Regions from separate parts of the Homo sapiens genome. Here region 2 is linked to region 1. A link is an interaction called in ENCODE POLR2A ChIA-PET data of the cell type or tissue named here. Cell type or tissue: Panc1. All regions are shown on one strand. Region 1 has its middle 18 kb from the start of ZNF469. Region 2 holds the start of LOC105371401 (a long non-coding RNA gene).

Region 1 (5,000 bases):
TATAAAATTCTGGGTTGACATTTTTTTTCTTTCATCGCTTTAAAGATGTTGTTCTACTGTCTTCTGACTTCTGGTGTTTTTAATGAGGATTTCGTGGTAATTTGGATCATTATTCCCCTAGATTTTTGGTGCCATTTATCTTTGGTTTTCAGAAGTTTGACTATGATATGCCTGAATATAGCTTCTTTATATTCTTCTTGCTTCTTGTTGACTTTCTTATAGCTATAAATTTATCTTTCACCAAATTGGAGAAAAACCTAACTGCTGTTTGTCCAAATAATTTTTGACCCATTGTCACCCTCCTTTGTTTCTGAGGCTCCAATTACACACATAGCAGACCTTTTGATATTGTCCTGTAGGTCTCTGAGGCTCTGTTAATTTTGACTTCCATCTTTATCTAGGGTTAAACCACGTCCATTAATCTATGTTCAAACTTATGAATTTTTTTCTTTGTCATCTCCATTCTACTGTAGAGCCCATCCAGGAAATTTCTCATTTCAGATATTGTATATTTTACTTTTAGATTTTTACTTGTTTCCTTTTTATAGTTTCTATTTTTCTGTTGAGGCTTTCTGTCTTTTTTATTTGTGACAAGCATAATTTCCTTTACAACCTTGAGCCTAGTAAAAGAACTACTTTTAAAATCTTTGTTGATTCTAGCCCCCAGGTCATATCAGACTTGGTCTCTGTTGATTGTCTTTGCACTTGAGAAAGTGTCACATTCTTCTGGGTTTTTGTTGCTGTTGTTGTTGTTGTTTTTACATGTCAGGTAATTTCAGATTTTATTCTGGACATTGTGAGTGACATATTTTAGAACCTTTAGATTCTGCTGTGTGCCTCCAAAGAGTGATGCCTCCAGACAGCAAGCATTTAAGTTGGATAAACTCAAAGTGAAAGAAAACTCTGTCTCCTCTGTTGTGGATGACAGCTCAAATCTTGATTCCAATTATTTAGCCCCAGCCAGACTGCCTGGGGTCTACCCCATGCATGTGTGGCTTGGGGGAGTCAGCCAGATGTCCTGGCAAAGTTTAAATACAAGATTTTTCCCATGTTGGTCTCTCCTATTTAAGATCTCCTCTCCTCAGTTTTCAGTGTCTGTAGCTGCCCTAAACTCTGTCTTCTGGTTTTTCCACCCAGCAAGACCACAGGTTTTGCATCAGAGTTTTAGCTGTCCCACGTGGCAGACATTAGAGTCATCTCTCAGACCAAAAGCTGTAAAACCCAGAAAACACCACAAATACTCATCCTTTTTTCCATGTGCAGATGCCCCTCCAACATCAGCCTGCCTTTATTCCCTCTCCAGCACCTCTGAGTCGTTGTTTTCTGGTATTTTGTCTGCAGTTGATAGTTATTACCTGCATGCAGGCTGGTCTGGAAGGGGCTAGTTGGCCATTAGCAGGAACAGAACTTGTGGTTTGCATCTCACTCTCTAATGGTGTCTACTGGTGAACCGATGATTTTAATTTTAGTGCACTTTTATTTATCAGTCTTTTCCTTTATAACTAGTGTCTTGTGCCATGTTTAAGAAATCACTGCCTATTCCAAGACCACAGATATATTTTTTGTGTTACCTTCTGGATGCTTTGTTATTTTACCTTTCACACTTAGAGCTAAGATTCCGAAATTGAGTTTTGAGTATGATGTTAAGCAGGGTTCAACATTCAGTACTCAGTTGATCCAGCAGCGTTTACTGAAAATACTATCATTTCCCCTGCAATAATTCATTGGCACCTTTGTCATCAACCAGGTGACTGCATATGTACAGATTTATTTCTGAACTCCAAATCTTGTTACTTTGGTCTATCTATTCCTGTGCCAATATCACTGTTTTCATTACTTTAACCTCACAGGAAGTCACAATATCTTGTGGTGGAAGCCTTCCAGCATGTTCTTCCTTTATTTTGTCTGGCTATTATTGTTCCTTGCTTTTCCACACAAATTCTAGAATCAGCTTGTTAGCTTGTTGATTTCCAAAAAAAAAAAAAAAAAAAAAAAAAAGCTGCTGGGATTTAGACTGAAATTGTGTTTAATCCAGAGATCAATCTGAGAAGAATCAACGTCTTTCCATTAGAGTCTTCCAGTCCATGAATATGGCCCCACACTTATTTAGGTCTTAATTTCACTTAGTGATGTCGTGCCATTTTCTACATAAAAGTCTTGTATAGACTGGGCGCAGTGAGTCACGCCAGTAATCCCAGCACTTTGGGAGGCCAAAGCAGGCGGATCACTTGAGGTCAGGAGTTCAAGACCAGCCTGGCCAATGTGGTGAAACCCCATCTCTACTAAAAAATACAAAAATAAACTGGGTGTGGTGGCAGGAGCCTGTAATCCCATCTACTTGAGAGGCTGAGACAGGAGAATCCGTTGAACCCAAGGGGCGGGGGTTACAGCAAGCCAAGATCACGCCACTGCACTCCAGCCTGGGCAACAGAGTGAGACTCCATCTCAAAAATAAATAAATAAATGAGTGAATAAAAAGGCTTGCACATGTTTCATGAGTTTATTCCTGGATATTTGATGTTTTACGATGTTATTTCAAATGGTATCAATTTTCAAATTTGATTTTCCGATTGCATGTGGGGAAAATGAAATAGCATTATTTTGGGATCCATGAGTCGAGTCTCAGCCCAGCTAATCATTAGCTGAGTAATCTCGAGCAGACCTCCAGGCATCAATTTTCCTGTCTGCAGGATGGAAGCTAGGCCTGTGTGCCAGATATTAGTTGTGTTCAACTCCCAACATCCAGCCTTTTCTGGTTTATGTTGCTCTACTTGTCTTCTGGGGATTGGCCTGGTGTTGGCTCCACCCATGGCTCCTGGGTGGCCCACAGCTAAGCCCATCCAATCAGAGCTCTACATTCCTGGCTGCTGGGATGGACATGGGACCCACTGGAGCCAGTGGTCAGTCATGTCTTCTGGGACTGTCAGAAGGGGCCAAGCACCCATCTGCTGCTGGACCAGGAGGTGGCGGGCATGAGGCTAGCATGGGGGAGCTGTCTTCCTGCTGCCAGGGGCAGGGCTCTGCTGGGAAAGAACCCTGGAGCCGGCCAGCAGAAGCCCTCGGCTGTGCCTGGGCTTTCCAGTTATGTGAGCCAAGCACTGCCTTTTCTCAGCTGGTCCATTTGGGCTGGGTTTTCTGCCACTTGCTGCCAGAGGGTCCTGACCAGGAGCGGGTCCACTCCATGGTGCTGGTATGGCTTCAGGGCTGAGTGTGGTTGCAGGTGTCCTCACCAGCCTTGGAGTCCTTTGCAATTACATCTGTGGTCGGGGTAAGTGAGGGAGTCCAAGGGTTCCATTTACCTTATCATGGCAGAGGCAATGCCGCCACACAAGCTACCAGGCTGAGACTGCCAAACCCTTCCCAGATTGAGTTCTGCCTCCTCACTAAAGCCTCCTCTACCTCTTCCAACCAGCCATACACACATGGTGACAGTGCCCCCTGCAGAAATCTGCAACATTCTGGTGTTCCCCCACAGTCTACTATGTGTTACAATTAAGATAATGTAGACAATAAGTTTACAAGCCCTGGTATAAAGTAAATGCTGATAAATGTGAGGCCACCATCATCACCATCATCATCACCATCATCACCATCATCATCACCATCATCACCATCATCATCACCATCATCACCATCATCATCACCATCATCACCACGATCATCATCACTATAACCATTTTCATCATCATCATCATCATCACCACCATCATAATCGTCACCACAACCACCATCACCACCACTATTATCATCACCATCATTACCTTCACCACCACCACCATCATCACCATCATCACTATCACCGTCATTATCATTACTGTCACCACCACCATCATCATCACCACCATCACCATCAGCCCCATCATCACCTTCACCACCATCATCACCTTCACCAACACCACCATCATCACTATTGTCACCACAACCACCATCATCACCACTATCATCATCACCATCATCACCATGATCATCATCACCACCACCATCACCATCACTATCATCATTATCACCATCATCATCATCACCACCACCATCATCACCATCACTATCACCTCCATCATCACCTTCACCACCATCATCATTGTCACCACAACCACCATCATCACCACTATCAGCACCATCACCATCATCACCACCACCATCACCATCATTATCGTCACTATCACCATCACCATCATCATCATCACCATCACCATCATCATCACCATCATCACATCACCATCATTATCATCATCACTATCACCATCATCACCGCCATCGCCACCGTCACCATCATCACCAATACCATTACTGTCATCACCACCACCATCNCCATAACCATCATCATTACCATCACTACCACACCATCAACACCATCACCACCACCATCATCACCGTCATCATCACCAAGACCATCATCATCATCAAGACCATCATCATTATGAGCAATAACAGTGCTAACATGATCTCTGTCATTACCACCATCACTGACACCTCCATCCTCATTACTAGCATCTTCACCACCACCACCAACATCATCACCATTGTCTTCATCACCATCATCATCTTCACTTGAGGGCAAGATCCATGTCTTCCCCCTTTTTGCGTCCCCTCAGTGCCTGTCACAGACTCTGATTCCTCTGGGTACTCAGCAAATGTTTGCTAAGTAAATGAAAGAAAATAGCCTATTGAGCTCCAACTGTATACCAAGTTCTTAGTTTTAACAATAGCAACAGCATATATTGAGTTAGATGTTGGTCCCCACGCTCTCATCTCAATGGTCATAGGCAAGACTCAATCCTTCAAGGCAAGTATTCCAAGCCCACTTTACAGATGAGGAAATTAAGGAACAAGAGGGGTTAAGCTCAAAGTCCCACAACTCGTGAGTGACGGAGCTGTGATTAGCATGTGATGTGACTGGCTCCAAAGCCTTCCTTCCCCTGCCCCAGGATAGCTGATGAAGGTCATCCTTCGCCACCTTTTCCCAGGGCATGGGGCACCAGAACATTTGCCATGATAGCAGA
Region 2 (5,000 bases), 180 kb before region 1:
GAGGGCGCCGTGATTAAACGTATGATTTCTGCCACCTCCAAAGCCGCAGCCAATGAGAAGGCTATTTTAGCAAAACTGGAAAGAAAAATGCAATTTTTCTTGGCCACATCGTCTTCGTTTCCTCTGCTCCTGGCGTTCGGTTTGTTTGTCTCTTCTCACTACTGAGAGGCAGTTTTGCCAGCCTGTGCCTCCCGCCGGCTGTGGCTCGAGGTGTGGACGCCCGCGCCACCTTCCCGTTCCCGTTTCAGGGGGGAAGCTGCAGAGTTCTGGAGCTGTGAGTAGCACCGCTGTCGCCGCAAAGCAGAACCCCCAGTGATTAGGGACGCTCCACGGACTTCACGGCTGCACGGCCGGCGTCACGGGCTGCTGTTGCTCCAGCGTGTTGGGACGTGCGAGAGGCATTTACGACCTCAGCGACACATTCCCTCAACCTCGTCACGCTGCAAGTGCTGCCAGGGTGTGTTCAGGGGACACTCCCTCTCGGGCTGGCTTGTGCGGGGACACGTGCGTGCACAGACACGGACTCACATAAATGCAATCCACATGCACACACTCACACAATAGGCTGTTATGCACAGACCCTCACACTCATGTGAACACACTCATGCACACGCAAGACTTACATATTCACACTCACACCCGTGGGCACACCCAGACATGGATACACACTCATACAGGCACATACGTATCCAGACACCCACGCACAGACACTCACACCCACGGGCACACCTAGACATGGGTACTCACACAGGTAGTCACAAGCACTCACATATCCAGACACCCATGTGCACACTCACACTCACAGGCACACCCAGACATGGATACACAGGCACACACATATTGGGACACCCACGCATAGACACTCACATTCACACACGGGCACACCCAGACTGATGCACACGAACACAGGCACGCACTAGTATAGCCAGACACACAGGCACACTCAAACTCTCACAGTCACACATTCACATACACTCACATGAATACAATGCATGCACACACAAACATACCTATACACTTGTGTGTGCAGAGAACACACACACATTTGCACTTATACTCACATGAATACAATAGAAACACATGCATACACACTTGTGTGCCCAGACCCACACTCACACATTTGCACACTCACATGACTATAATACATGCACACATGCATACATACATGTGACCAGACCCACACCCACTCACATTCGCACTCACACACACGTGAATATAGTACTCGCACACACATGCATACACATGTGCCCAGACCTACAGACACACTCACATTTGCACACTCACACATGTGAATATAGTATATGCACACACTCATGTGCCCAGACCCACAGACACATTCGCACACTCACACACGTGAATATAGTACATGCATACACACGCATACACACTCGTGTGCCCAGACCCACAGACACATTCGCACACTCACACATGTGAATATAGTACTCGCACACACACGCATACACGTGCCCAGACCTACAGACACACTCACATTTGCACAGTCACACGTGAATATAGTATATGCACACACACACTTATGTGCGCAGACCCACAGACACACACATTCACACTCTCACACATGTGAATATAGTACATGCACACACACACGCATACACACTCGTGCCCAGACACACACACTCACACATTCGCACACTCAGAGTGCCCCCCTCCCTCTCACAGGCCTTGTCCTGGGGACGAGTCAAGCCGTCAGGTACCTACACTCTGAGCTCCCGGATCACTGGGCCGACACCGGAGGCTGCTGCTGTTTGTGGTCCGTCTTCCTGTGGAGTGTATTCGACTGCGGGGGCGTCCACAAGGTGGGTGTGGGTGGGCCCGGAGACCTTTCTTCCGGGAGGCCAAGTTTCCAAAGCCAGTCCTTCACGTTCAAGGATGCCCTCTCCCTGCAGGATCCTGGACTTGTCATGGGGTCTGGATTAGGTTATGCTAATGGCATCCACACTTGGCCTTTCCCCTCTTTCCTTATAAATCAGCCAACAATGGGAGGCCGTGGGCTTCGCCAGAAGCCTCTGGAAACAGAGCTGCTCCTTTCCAGCAGGCCAGGCCGACCGGGGAGGCTGCGGCCCATCGTGCGCTGGGGGAAGGTGAGCCAGGCTCCCATCACGTGCCGGGAGCTGATCTTGGCAGGTCGCGTCCTCCCGAAGCCTGCACTTCAGCCCCAGGGTTTTCCGACCGCCTCTGCTCCCAGAGGGGACCCGCAGGGACGAAGAGGCCGAACACAGCACCGAGACCTCAGTGTCGGGCGCGGGTGCTCCCAAAGCGCAGCGGGCCCACCTCCCCCGGCAGAGGATCGTGCGGCGGTCAAAGTCGCACACGGGGCTTCTGAGACGTGCGGCCCGGGCCTAAGAGCTGCATGTGTGCAAGCCGCTCCGTGTTGGAAAATGTATGTAAAGTAAAATAAACACGGCTCTCGCTGGGAGGGCTCCGGCATCCAGGGTTCTGGCGGGGCGGGGGGATGCGGTCAGCCAAAGCATTTGAGGAAGCGGCTGTGACTCACGGGGCCTGAGCTGCAGAGGAGCTGGCTGCCGAGATGCAGGACACGCCGGAGACACTGGACCCGGGACGCTCAACACACCCTGCCCCCCACTGCAGAGACGGGCTCCAGGGAGGCACAATGGCAGGCTTTGTCTCGGGAGAAAGTTCTAGCAGCCCTGCAGGTGGGGCGGCTGGGAGGCCCCGGGGTATGAAGACGATGTAGCGGGGCCCTCTGGAAGGCAGGGCTGGTGGGCGTCTGGCCAGCAGGTCAGGACTAGCTGAGGTGTCTGTGGAGACCCCCAGGGTCCAGCTCACCTGGTGGGGGGAGCCCTGAGCGGGTGGCGCAGGTTGGGGACCCTGAAGCAGCTCTTCTTTGCCTGGGGTGGCCTAGGAAAGCCGCCTCCAAGCTAGGCCTCCCAGGTCCGACCGGACCCCGCAGAACCTAGCACGTGTGGGCCCAGCACCTGCCCAGGTGTGTGACTTCAGTTTCATGGTCAGCATGAGAACACACGTTCTATTAACAGCAAAATTCTCGCTGATAAAAATGCAGATGAAATTGCATACAGGAAGGAAAACCTCCGGAATGGCTCCTAAACGCAACATCTCACAGGCCCTCTGTAATCAGAACAGTGTGAATTACGCCAATTACAGTAGGACAGGGAGGCCCCTTGTGGGAACATGGCACCAGCCGGGACCCCAACAACTGCTCCCCACAGAGGGTATTTAGGTTGTTTTTTTCTTTCTTTTTTATTTATTTTTTTTGACTTGAAGAAATCTCTGTAAATTGAATCTCAGAAACGCTGGAAGAATCCCAAATGTGGTTTATAGAAACAGTTTGAAGTAGTCCAACTTAATTCCAGATTGCCTGCATTTTTTTTTTTTTTTTTTTACATCTGTGAAATCAAAACCAGACAGAATGCTGTATTAAAATGCAGTGCCTAATGGTGATTTTTCCCATGGCCAATGTAACGAGTCTCAACTCTTAGTTTCCCTGTTTATCTTGGAGTGTCTGAAATCACATTGACTGCCCTCTCCTCCTCCTGTGCTGTTGTCTCTTTTTCCCCAGCAGGGTCTCAGGAAAGGGGCCTGGGAAGAAAAGCGGGTGGGCAGGGGCTTTCCTGGGATGCATCCCGGGCCCTGTCTTTCACACCAGCCTCCTGGCTCCCCTGCTCCCCAGTTCTCCTCCCATAACCCCATCTCCACTTTGGAGCTCAGGGCCTGGCCCTAAGCTGATTCACGCAGTTTCCAAGCAAACAACGAACTTTGCCACCTCTGTGCCTCTGCCCGTGCCGTGACCCCTGCCTGGGGTGCCCTTCCTTGCTGCCCTGGACAACTCCTCCTTTCCTTCCAAGGTCCAGATCACGTCTCACCTCTCCTGTGACACCCCAACACCTCCTCTCCCCCAGAGCACCACAGGCTGCTCCCTCCCCGACTGAGCACCCGTGTAACTGTGCATCTCACTTGGGTAGCATCTAGCACATCTTGGGGGACCATCTGCTGTCTCCTTAGTGTCTGTGTAGACCTGGGGTGTCGTACTGTCATCCTGGGGGCCTGGACTGCTGCCTGGAGGGTTCTGAGGCTGTGCCTGGCCTAGTGGACGGCATGGGCTGCTTAATGACATCTTACAGCATGCAGGAAGGGCGAAGTGCAGCTCCTGGATGGGCTGTTGCCATGGTCTGGCCCCCATGGTGCTCAGACTTGCCAGAGCATCTGAATCTCTGGGAGTCCTGTTCAACCTGGGTCCCCAGGCACCACTGCCAGGGATTCTGAGGCAGGAGGTCTGGGATGCCCCAGAACTTGCGTATCAAACAAACTCTCAGGGATGGCCAGTGCCACGGGTCTCCAGGCTGGGAACACGGATCCCAGTCCAGGCTAGCTGCCCCTGTAGCTCTCGGGAGCCCATTAGAAATGCAGACCCTCCCCCTGCCCAGATCCACTGCACGAGAATCTACATGTCTGTGAGATTCCGGGGGCACCTCTCTGTGGAGTTTGAGGAGCACAGCCTTAGATGCTAGTCCCCGGTGTGGGCACCATGCACCACTCCTTCTGCATTTGTGTCACTACCTGCTTCTGCACGTAGGAGGCACCTCAAATGCCATTTAGAATGGATGCTCAGTAAGCCAAATGTGGCCTCCTTTTTCCCTTTTGGAAAGGAAGGTCCTTCTTTCTCAAACCTTGTGTCTAGAATGTTCCCCAATGAGGGGAGGATGTCTCACTAAAAACACTGAAAGGACATTGCTTATACACTGGCCTTCTGTAGAGAGCCTCTGGAGCCTCGAGGAAGTGTAGCTCCTAACAGTCGGCTGCACTGACTCAATTATACCTCTGTTGGACCTTCCCAAGTGCAGAGCTGCCACTGTCACTTCTGATCGTAACAACCCAAATGCATGTCTCCAGATAGCACCAGAAGTAAGAGCTGGAGGGATAAGGATGGTAATGCTTGGGTGTTAGCCCCACAAAGGAGAAGGGGAGCAAAGGTCTGATGGGGGTATGTGATGGTTCTTCCCAAC

The links. Peaks named below come from ENCODE experiments on the same cell type or tissue, not always from the same donor. Only the 100,000 strongest peaks of a DNase experiment are listed, where the experiment ranks them.
Region 2: POLR2A ChIA-PET joins it to region 1 with 12 read pairs; 2 of 35 experiments call an interaction of 5 or more read pairs at or near these places.

Annotation. Positions count from the first base shown.
Region 1 is chr16:88,362,518-88,367,517 of GRCh38, forward strand. It overlaps a transcript of ZNF469 not described here. Among named protein-coding and RNA genes, the nearest start is that of ZNF469, 18 kb to the right of the region's middle. In Panc1, no CTCF peak of the experiment used is centred here; no DNase peak of the experiment used is centred here.
Region 2 is chr16:88,184,356-88,189,355 of GRCh38, forward strand. LOC105371401 (a long non-coding RNA gene) reads right to left here and starts at 2,404. Exons shown (of 2, transcript NR_188674.1): 1 at 1,717-2,404. It also overlaps a transcript of ZNF469 not described here. RefSeq lists an enhancer at 2,528-3,335. In Panc1, no CTCF peak of the experiment used is centred here; no DNase peak of the experiment used is centred here.